2 separate regions of the Homo sapiens genome follow, and region 1 is linked to region 2. A link is a loop called in an ENCODE intact Hi-C map of the cell type or tissue named here. Cell type or tissue: left ventricle myocardium inferior. All regions are shown on one strand. Region 1 overlaps NFATC3 (nuclear factor of activated T cells 3). Region 2 overlaps NFATC3 (nuclear factor of activated T cells 3).

Region 1 (5,000 bases), 82 kb after region 2:
AGTTCTAACTCTAGCTAGAGGCCAGGCTGTGTGCAGAGCTAAAGCACAAATGAGCAGTACATCAGCATGGGCAGAGAAAATACAGGACTCCAGATGGGAAGGTTTTAAGAGTCACACTGGCATGGAAGGCTTATCTGCCATTCTATTTATAGCCTGAAATGATTCTGGCCTACCCTGTCCTGTCTGTATGATCTAAAAACCAGCCTTTTCCCCAGAAGGCTCTGAGCACATCCAGAAGTGATAACCTGACCCTCCACACCAAAGACACCCTGGTGCTGCTGCTGGTGAGACTGGTGTCCAAGGCAGGGCCCAGCAGAAACTGCAGCCTGCTGTCTACCAAAGGAGGTACCCGAGTTGGGTACTTTAAAAAAAAAAAAAACCTGCCCTTACCCCTCTCCCTAATGGGATTTTTTTTACCTGTTCCTGGGCCCATTACAGAGCCTCTGAAGTTTGCAGTATGCTTTCAAATGAAATAATATACTTCCATTGATTCAGGAAGCAGATTTTTTGAGTGCCTATATGTGAGACAGTGTGCTGGTTGAAGGCCTGATGCTGTTATTCCAGGAGACTGCAGGCCCTTGATGCCAGGACTCTCTCTACTAAGGCCAGTTCAGGTCTGGGAAAGGGAGCTGGCCTATTGCCCACCACCTGTTGTCAGTAGGTTAGGAGCTGTTGACTCAGGATGAGGAAGTATGGTCTTTAAAAAAAACAAAATATATTTTAGATTTCTCCCCTAAAGTTAGTTAGAGAAAAAGGTCTATTCTTCAGCAGATCACTGTGGCCCCTCTTGGAGCTGGGTGTTTTCAAATTTTCTTGAAAAGTGAGTTGTGTCACAGAATGTGGATAGTGAGATTTGCTTCTGGGCCTGTGGTTGGACGCCCACAGCTTCCTTTGGAGGGGCAAGAAGTTGGCCTCTCGGTTGACATTCCAGAGAAATGGCCAGACTTGCCCCTACCCTTTTGCCCCTGGTGTAGCTGCCTCACATGAGGTTATTGCAAGAGTTCCCCTTGCAATACCCTTTGTGCCCTCAAGAATTAAAAGCCTCTATGATCCAGAGTTGCTATGCACCAAATTTTGATGCCTTCTAAATACCTTGATGCCTGTAGCACTAGAAATGCTTTCCTATTTAAAATAAACATTAAATTTTAAAATAGAGCTTTGTATACTATGTAAGCAGTTTTATATCAGCTTTGTAAAAGCTTTGGTGTTAAGAGTCAATATTTTTTGGCTTTGTAGATAAAGACTTAAATTTTTGTGCAACATAGTGGTGTTAAAGCACACATCCATTGGACTATGCAAATCAATTTCTACTAGCAGCACTGAGCAACTGGGCACGTGCTAGTACGCACCCCCTCCTACTCTAACTGTGCTAGCTCTTGGGTTGAGGAATGGAATGGGTAGCCTTCTGCTTACTGGAGATGCACAGAGAAACATGGCTGAAAACAGCTTTAAAAAGAACATGTCTTTGGGTTCATGTGTGGTGCTGCTGCCCGGGTGTAAACTATCCCCACCCAGGGCCAGCCATTATCACCAGACCTCTTCTGGGCCTGGCTGTGAAGCCCTGTTTTTGGTATTCAGAATGGATCTTTAAGGCTCAGATGGGCTCAAATTGAAACCTTGTGTTTTATAAAATGGATGTTTAGTAAAGGAACTGGTTCTCAGTTATGTTTACAGCACTTGGAATTGTGTGTTCTTGTACATTTTGTATTTTAAAACCTTTTATGGGAGTGCAGTGCTCCTTACACAAATACAAAGGGAAGAAGAGCCAGCAGTTGAGGCTCCTCAGTTTTAGTGCTGAAATAATAAACAGTGACAGGTCAACAGTATCCTTAATCTGTCTGAGTGTTCCTCCGCCTGGGGTTGGTGTGGAGCCCCTCACTTTGGGGCAAAGTTAAGGGTCCTGTGTCTTTTAAAAAGTCCATTTGGTCAATAACTTTTCATTTAAGGAAGAGAAGATCGAGTTCCAAATTGCTTCCGAGGCTTCAGTTCTGTACCATTTAATGCGTGCAAAGGACATTCCATGGTGTCTGCTGGGTTCAGGGCAACTGGCTTTCCCAAGGCATACAAGAAAAGTTGGCAGAAAGTCCTCCCCTTTAAAATTCAAGCCTGAAGGTTTTGTGTGGGGGCCTACTGCCCCCTAATGTCTTCTGGTGATACTGCAGCACAGTCCATCAAAATAGTTTGTGGTTTTGCCATCTGTTACTCCTTATGCCCACCTGGAGAGGGGCTAGCATCTTTAGGTGGGACCACCCCTGGCACAACATGGTCTCTGAGGTCCAGATACTCTGAGGGTAGGGGCTGGCTCTCTCTGCCTCCCTATCCCCTACAAGAGGGACAGGGAGAGGTAGAACATTGGGATCTTTACTCAGAGGCTCAGATGGACCCTTGATTCTCCCAGGAGTCATACATTGAAGGTACCAGAGCTTCCATTTTATAAAAGAAAGCAAGCCTGCCGTGGACCTGTCAGCCCCACGATATCTGTCGGCATGGGCCACAGCCAGGACAGACTTAAGGGCTCTCCAGGTGCCAGTCAAGATGCCTGGCTCAGGCCATCAGGAGCTGGTTAGCCCCATTCCACCCCCAGCCCTGCATGCAGGGTCCAGCCATTGTCTTTGGGGGAAACAGGCAGAATAAGTGGAGGATGGAGCTGGGGCTTGGGCTCCTCTAGGTACCTTCTGAGAGCTTTGACAAGCCAGAAAGAAGCTACCAGGTTGAGGGTGCTGGTCTTCTGGACTCAGGAGAGACATGTTCGCCGAGGATATCAGCTGGCTCTTACCTCCTGGCTTTCTCTCCTACAAACACACCCATTCCTTGGGGGCTTGTAACACAGTGCGAGGTGGGTCACCAACAGGCATCAGACTGGTGTAGTCATCAGCGGGTAGCTACAGAAGGGACACAGATTTAGGGCAGAGAGCTCAGCCAGACCCGCCAGGCCCTCCGGCCACACAATCTCACCTGGTAGGCCTGGAAGACGCTGAGCAGATCCTTCATACCAGCCGTGTATGGGACACCCTGCATGCGGACCAAGGCTCCTGACTGGGACAACACTGAGGTGGGAGCAGAGGCCAGGGCAGCAGTGGGTGTAGTGAGGTAGCCCACAGTGGTGGGGGAGACTGGGGGGCTAGGGTGGGAGAGACAAGGTTTAGTCATGCATGCCACCTGTGGCCTAGACCGAGACCTGTTTCCCTCCTCCCTTGTTTCTGCCTTGTGCTTAATTCAGTTCCTCCCTGAAGCCCCAGCCTCTACAGAGTCATTTTCGATCTGTTTTGTAGATGGCATTAGCCAGCTGCCACCTTACTCCCTTGTCATCTCAAGGGAGGAGTTATCTGGTCCAGAAAGGGGATCGTGACCTTTCCCCAGATTGGGACAGGGAGTGGGACTGTGATATTCTCTTAGCTGCAGGGTACCTTGGGTAGTAGGCTGTGTAGTTCAGGTAGAGTTGAGTGGCTGGCCCTGGATAGTAGGCAACAGGGGTGGGGGCAGCAGGCACCCTGGCAGCTGGGAGCAGTGCTGAAGAGGGGTATAGAGCTGCCGTCTCCGTGGGAATGAGCGTTGGGGTGGCTTGGAAGGTGGTGTAGGTAGGTGGTGAGAGGCCTAGAGACGGAAGTAGAAAGTGCATGTGCACGGAGCCCAGCACTGCCCTGGGTGGGGTAGCCAGAAAGGAGTCCCCGCTATAGAAGGTAGGGGCTTACAACAGCCTGGCTACCACAGGCCTCCTCCTCCCCTAGCCCCTAGGGCACTCACAGGGCAGCTTGCAGGGTGGAGGGGACATGCCACTGCGGCCCAAGGTGCCCCCCATCAGCACTCGGCTCATCTCCTCTGTGGAACAGGGGACCACCTCCACGTAGCGCTCCTTCATCACCTTCTTATGGCAACGCTGAGCAGCAGCTAGGGCTCGCTCTGCTGATGTCATCTGAATGAAGGCATCGCCCGATGGCCGGCCCTGTGCACACCATCTTGTGAGCAGTTTGTCATGTGTAAGAGTGCCTTACCCCTAACACACACCCCTTCCTATTTATGTGTTCCCCCTACCAAGCAGTGGCTTCACCTGCTGGTTGAGCACCATGTGTACACCGTGGGGCCGAATGTCAGCTGCTGCCTCCCCCAGAAAGCTCAGGATGTCTTCAATGGTGGCCGTGTAGGGCAGGCCTCGGAGGCGTACACAGTCCCTCCCAGTCCCAGGTGCCAGTGGGAAGGGGATGGGCAGCAGTGGGGCAGTCAGTGTAGGAAGGAGTGGGCCGGATGCATAGCGGTTCAAGACCTAGTAAGGAAGGCAGCAACAGGCTGGTCATGCCAAGTAGGGCAGGGACACAGAGGGCCGCCCTGGAGTAACAGTACATCTGGGGGTGGGGAGCCCTGGGCGCTCACCTGCTGCACTTCGGCTGCAGTGCTCCGGAAGAGTTCAATGTATCGCTTACCCAGCATGCCCTTGTGCCTGCGCAGTGCAGCCTGTGCCAGCTCCTCACAAGCAAAGAGGGCGAAGGCATCACCAGTCGGCCGGCCATCAGGATGGCGCACAAAGAGCAGCCCCTCGGTACCCCCAGTCACTGGGCACTCTGGCCCCAGGAAGCCAAGCACGTCCGTTGGCCCAGCCGAGAAGGGCAGTCCCCGCAGCCGCAGGATCACTTGGTCTTCCCGTGACAAGAAACGAGCCACCTCTAGTGATGTGCCTGTGTATGAGAGTCGCCTGCTGACTTCACTCATGCTCCTCCAGACACTCACCCATGCAGGGGAGCAGGCAGGCAAGGGGTGGTGGGGAAGTGAAATGGATCAAGAACCAGGGGAGCCAGGCCCTGTTTGCAGTATACTCACCCCCTGCAATCTTTACAAACTCCTCCCCTGTCGCTTTATACACCTGTGGGTACAGAGAGCAGCAGCCCATGGGTCTCAGGCCTGACTCAGATTGGCCCTGCTCCGCTCCCAGCCCAAAGCCCCACCTCAATATAGCGGACGCCCATGTGGTGCTTGTGTCTCTGCAGCGCTAGGTCCCGCTGCTCGCT
Region 2 (5,000 bases):
TGTGATAGGGTCTGGCTCTGCAGATTGCACATCACCCAGGCTGGAGTGCAGTGATGCGATCTCAGCTCACTGCAACCTCAGACTCACAGGCCCAAGCCGTCCTCCAATCTCAGTCTTCCTAGTATATGGGACTACAGGTGTGCGCCACCATGCCCAGCTATTTTTATGTTTTTTGTAGAGATGGGGTTTCACCATCTTGTCCAGGCAGGCTGGTTTTGAACTCCTGAGCTCAAGCGATTCATCCACTTCAGCCTTCCAAAGTGCTAGGATTACAGGCATGAGCCTCCACGCCCTGCTGCACTTTATTTTTAATAGCCCAAGGTTATAAACAAACCAAATACACGAATAAACTCTGGTGTATCCATACAATGTACTACCACTCAGCAATATAAAAGAATAAACTGTTGATACATGCAACAACTTGGACAGTTCTCCATAGACTTATGCTGAGTGGAAAAAAGTCAATATACTATATGATTCTATTTATGTAATATTTTCAAAATGACAGAACTGTAGAGATGGACAATAGATTGGTGCCAGGAAACAGGGTCAGGTTGAGGGGTGCAAATATGAAGGGGTGGCCCAAGAGAATTTCTTCATATCTTGACTGGGGTAGTAGTTATTTGAATCTATATATGGGATAAAATTGCATAAAACTATATACACACATACAAATGAATGCATGTAGAACAATGACAACTGAATAAGACCTGTAGTCTAGTTAGCAGTATTGTATCAGTGTCAATGTCCTGGTTTTGATACTGTGCTAACTACAGTTCAATATTGTGGGTATATGTACTGTATTATAGTTGGGGGAAACTAGGTGCAGGGTACATGGGGCTATAGTATCCCTTGTCTGCTTGGGATCAGAAGTCAGAAGTGTCTTAGATTTTGGATTTTTTCAAATTTTGGAATATTTCCAGAATACATACTGGTTGAGCATCCCTGATTCAAAAATTTGAATTCCAAAATGTTCCAGTGAGCATTTACTTTGGGTGTCATATCAGTGCTCAGAAAGTTTCAGATTTTGGAGCATTCTGGATTTTCAGATTAGGGATATTCAACCTGTAGTACATATACATACTATTTTTGCAACTTCCTATGAGTCTAATTATTTAAGAAGAATAAAAGTTTTAGCCAGGTGTAGTGATGTGATTCTGTAATCCCAGTTACTTGGGAGACTGAGGCAAGAGGATCACTGCTTGAGCCCAGGAGTTTAAGGCCAGCCTGGGCAACATAGCAAGACCTTGTCTCCCAAAAGAAAAAAAAAAAGGATTTTTTTTAAAAAGCTTATATATTATACAGTGGTAAGTTTTATTAAGGTATACATATTTTGAATCTTATCCCAAAAGTTACTGAAATTTGAAAAATGAAGTTTGTATTATTTTTTCATTTTTATGCATACTTTCATTTTAAGCAATTTATATTATAGAAATTTAATTTTGTATTTTTAGTATTTCTACAATGTGTTGTCATGGGTCTAATATATTTAGAGCCCATTCCCCCAACTAATCAGCAGAACTGATAATGGAACTGCTCTTATTGAAGTTGCTGTAGTCTGTCCTGTAGTGACCTTCAGGCTTTAACCCTCCAGCTTTAGTTAAATTAAGCAGGCACAGACCTTTGCTATGGAAACGATACAGAAACATAACAAACAACTTGGCTTACTTTCTTCTGCGAAGCAGAGGGTGGACTGAAGAGATTACTGATACTGGTGAAAGTTTTTAGAGACTAGTGTTAACAGTAGTAGTAATTTATTTATTGCCTACAACATAAATGCTTCTCTGGAAATCAGATGGGATAATAGTCTAATTAGTTTATTTGATCTTCCTTTAAAAGTCTCTCAGATAGAAAGGCATAGCCCTATTTTTCTTATGGTATTATACATCTGGAACAGATGTTGGTCAAAATATGTGTTATGAAATATATTCCCTTTGAAATCTTATATGAGTGATTACCTTCCCCCAACATCAGTTTATTTTATCAAAGTATAAAAAGCAAGTGGCTTATGACTTTGTGAAGCTCTTATACATGTCAGCCATCTAATATGACTAGGATTCTTTGGTATAGAGTACTTGCCAGTATGTTATTTGATATCTGGATAACTTAATAGGTAATAGCAAACTTTTTTATTTATATTCTCTATTTTAGATTTAACTACCTCATTTTGACGAGCTACTTTAATGCCTATAATTTTTTTGTTGGTTTTTTCTTTTTCTATATAAGAGCAAATTGCCTACAGTTCTTTTAGAAATAATGTATTGACTAACTTCATGAGTTATTTTGCTTCACCAAATTGTACTCTGTTATTCTAAAATTTATTCTTTCAACAATGATTGAATGCCTGTAATGTGCTAGGCGCTCTGCTAGGCTCTGGAGATAACAAGATGGATACTGTCCTCTTCACAGTGCTCACAGGCAAGTGGTAAAGTTGTTGCTGTTTATTTCTCCACTTGATGAACAGTTGGTCATGTAGAATAATTTGTTAAATTTATGATTAAACATGAAAGAGCAACAGGTATACCAAAAAGGAATGACTAATCACTGAATAGATGAATGTGAGGAAGTTGCCTAATCATTGTTAGCTTCAGATTATCTGTGAACTGAAAAAAAAAAAAAAAAAAAGACATATAGTCCACAGGAGTTTTTGGATGCAGTGAACTATAACCACTCTCTACCTTCATTTTTTTTTACCTCTGGGTATAAATCTGGATGAATCTCACGTGGCATTATTACTTACCCCATCTGCCGCCAGATAAACCAAAAGAGTAATGGCTGAAATTTGTTTTTGCACAGATACACATAAAATATATGCCCAAACTTTTCCAGTTTCCTTTTAGCTATTGATTTATTTAGGATTTATTTATTTATTTATTTAGAGATGGAGTTTTGCTCTTGTTTTGCACTCCAGGCTGGAGTGCAATGGCGCGATCTCGGCTCACTGCAACCTCCGCCTCCTGGGTTCAAGCGATTCTCCTGCCTCAGTCTTCCTGAGTAGCTGGGATTAGAGGCATTCGCCACCATGCCCGGCTAATTTTGTATTTTTAGTAGAGATGGGGTTTCTCCATGTTGGTCAGGCTGGTCTCGAACTCCCGACCTCGGGTGATCCACCTGCCTAGGCCTCCCAAAGTGCTGGGATTACAGGTGTGAGCCACCGTGCCTGACCTAGGCTTTATTTTTGTTATTGTGATGATATTGACATTTTATAGTTTTATGGAATAGTTTCCATAATTAAAGCTTTGAAATTTATTAATTTTACACTAAAATGTGTAAAAAAATTACAAATGAGAATACTGATAGATTTCTTGACTACATAAAAATTAAAATATTTACAGAAAATGGAAACATAAATGTAATAAATTGAACAGGTTTACTTTCACTAAACATAAGACAGCTGTAGCTTAAGCCTGCTGGCAGGTGAGAAAGAACCAATAAGCAAGCAGCACAAGTCATTTTGCATCTGAGAACTCTGGAAAGGTTCAGGAATTTGACGTACTGGATATCTCTGAAAGTGGGATGTGAGGTGAGACTGAAAACAAGAAGATTGGATAAAAAGTCTATAAAAGAAGGAGTTAAGACCGGGCACGGTGGTTCACACCTGTAATCCTAGCACCTTAGGAGGTTGAGGCGGGTGGATCATTTGAGGACAGGAGTTTGGGACCACCTGGCCAACATGGTGAAACCCTGTCTCTACTAAAAATACAAAAAAATTAGCCGGGCATGGTGGCTCATGCCTGTAGTTCCAGCTACTCAGGAGGCTGAGGCAGAAGAATTGCTTGAACCTGGGAGGTGGAGGTTGCAGCACCACTGCACTCCAGCCTGGGCAACACAGCGAGACTCCATCTTAAAAGAAAAAAAAATTAAATTGAATTTAAAAAGGACTTAAATTTCCCAGATGTTTCTTTCCTGTGTGGTACAGCCTAGTGATAATGCCTGTCTTACCCTGAGAGAATCTGGTGATTCTATAGAGAGAATGAAGTGGAGGTTCTAGATTCTAGGAGAGCTAAAGGCTAGGCTTAATGATCTGTTCTTAAAATGGGGTGGGGGCGGAAGGGAAGGCATAATGGAAGTCTGCATACTGAAGAGTGAGACCTCTGACCATTTTATTAGTTCCCACAATGCTTGCAATAGGTTTACTATGCTCCCTAGGCAGAAGACTGCAGGATGTGTTTTAGGCAAACTCACTGGTCCAGTAGAAGAGACCTGTAGATTCTAAGAAATAAACTTTACTTTTAACATGTTTAAATTACTGTTACTTTGGATTTTTGTTTATGCAGCCAAACTTAATCCTAATATAAAAGGCAATTATTAACTGTAACCAAATAAGTTGTATGAAAAAGGAAATATAATTAAAATACACTACAAGGCTGAGCTGCAAGTAACATGTATCCAGTTATAATGCAAACACTGAAAGTTCAAAAGATAATATATCTAACCTTGAAAAACATTAGGAAATAGCAGTATTAACATGTTCCTTAGAAATATGGAAGTAAGTTCCAAAAGAAACAGTGAAAAGGGTTACAAATGGTTCCCTTCTGAGGAGCAGAAATTGATCCAGAATTGGTGATAAATGGAAAACAAAACCATATTTATAACTTGTAAGGCAGACAAAGGGTTAATATGCTTAGTATATCTAAAGGGCTTGTAAAATTAATAATACTAAAATAGAAACAGAAAATGAGCAAATCATATAAACAGCCACAAAGGGGAAAAGTTGTCTGTGTAGACTATTACCACTTCTCTGTTCTTTGCTTTTTTGATAGGTTAGAAGTAGTTTTCTTATTTATTTGATATTTAATAAGATTGAGCATTTTTCCATTTATTTATTAGCTGTTTTTCCCTGCTTTATATGCTCTACTTATATCCTTTGAGAAGGGTAGTTGGAATTACGATTTGTCATCTTCCTTGAATCTGGAATTGTTTCTGCAGTATGAATTATAATAAAGAATCTTGCCCGTTGCAAAACATTATTATAAACCTTTGGTGGTTATATCCTGAGG

Evidence for each region. A loop is a pair of places that touch in the nucleus more often than their neighbours do. Peaks named below come from ENCODE experiments on the same cell type or tissue, not always from the same donor. Only the 100,000 strongest peaks of a DNase experiment are listed, where the experiment ranks them.
Region 1: a loop joins it to region 2, with 4 times the contacts of the local background. A loop is called at or near these places in 3 of 110 quality-filtered maps.

The regions. Positions count from the first base shown.
Region 1 is chr16:68,227,434-68,232,433 of GRCh38, forward strand. It overlaps NFATC3 (nuclear factor of activated T cells 3), which reads left to right. Exons shown (of 10, transcript NM_173165.3): 10 at 1-1,826. ESRP2 (epithelial splicing regulatory protein 2) reads right to left here. Exons shown (of 15, transcript NM_024939.3): 8 at 4,938-5,000; 9 at 4,813-4,855; 10 at 4,369-4,670; 11 at 4,049-4,261; 12 at 3,745-3,943; 13 at 3,408-3,594; 14 at 2,956-3,121; 15 at 1,600-2,882. The coding sequence ends at 2,793. Among named protein-coding and RNA genes, the nearest start is that of MIR6773, 3.6 kb to the right of the region's middle. RefSeq lists an enhancer at 4-53. In left ventricle myocardium inferior, CTCF peaks have their summits at 2,157 (motif pointing left) and 2,357; no DNase peak of the experiment used is centred here; H3K27ac peaks cover 1,339 bases.
Region 2 is chr16:68,145,150-68,150,149 of GRCh38, forward strand. The region is part of intron 3 of NFATC3 (nuclear factor of activated T cells 3); the gene reads left to right. Among named protein-coding and RNA genes, the nearest start is that of NFATC3, 62 kb to the left of the region's middle. In left ventricle myocardium inferior, no CTCF peak of the experiment used is centred here; no DNase peak of the experiment used is centred here; H3K27ac peaks cover 2,335 bases.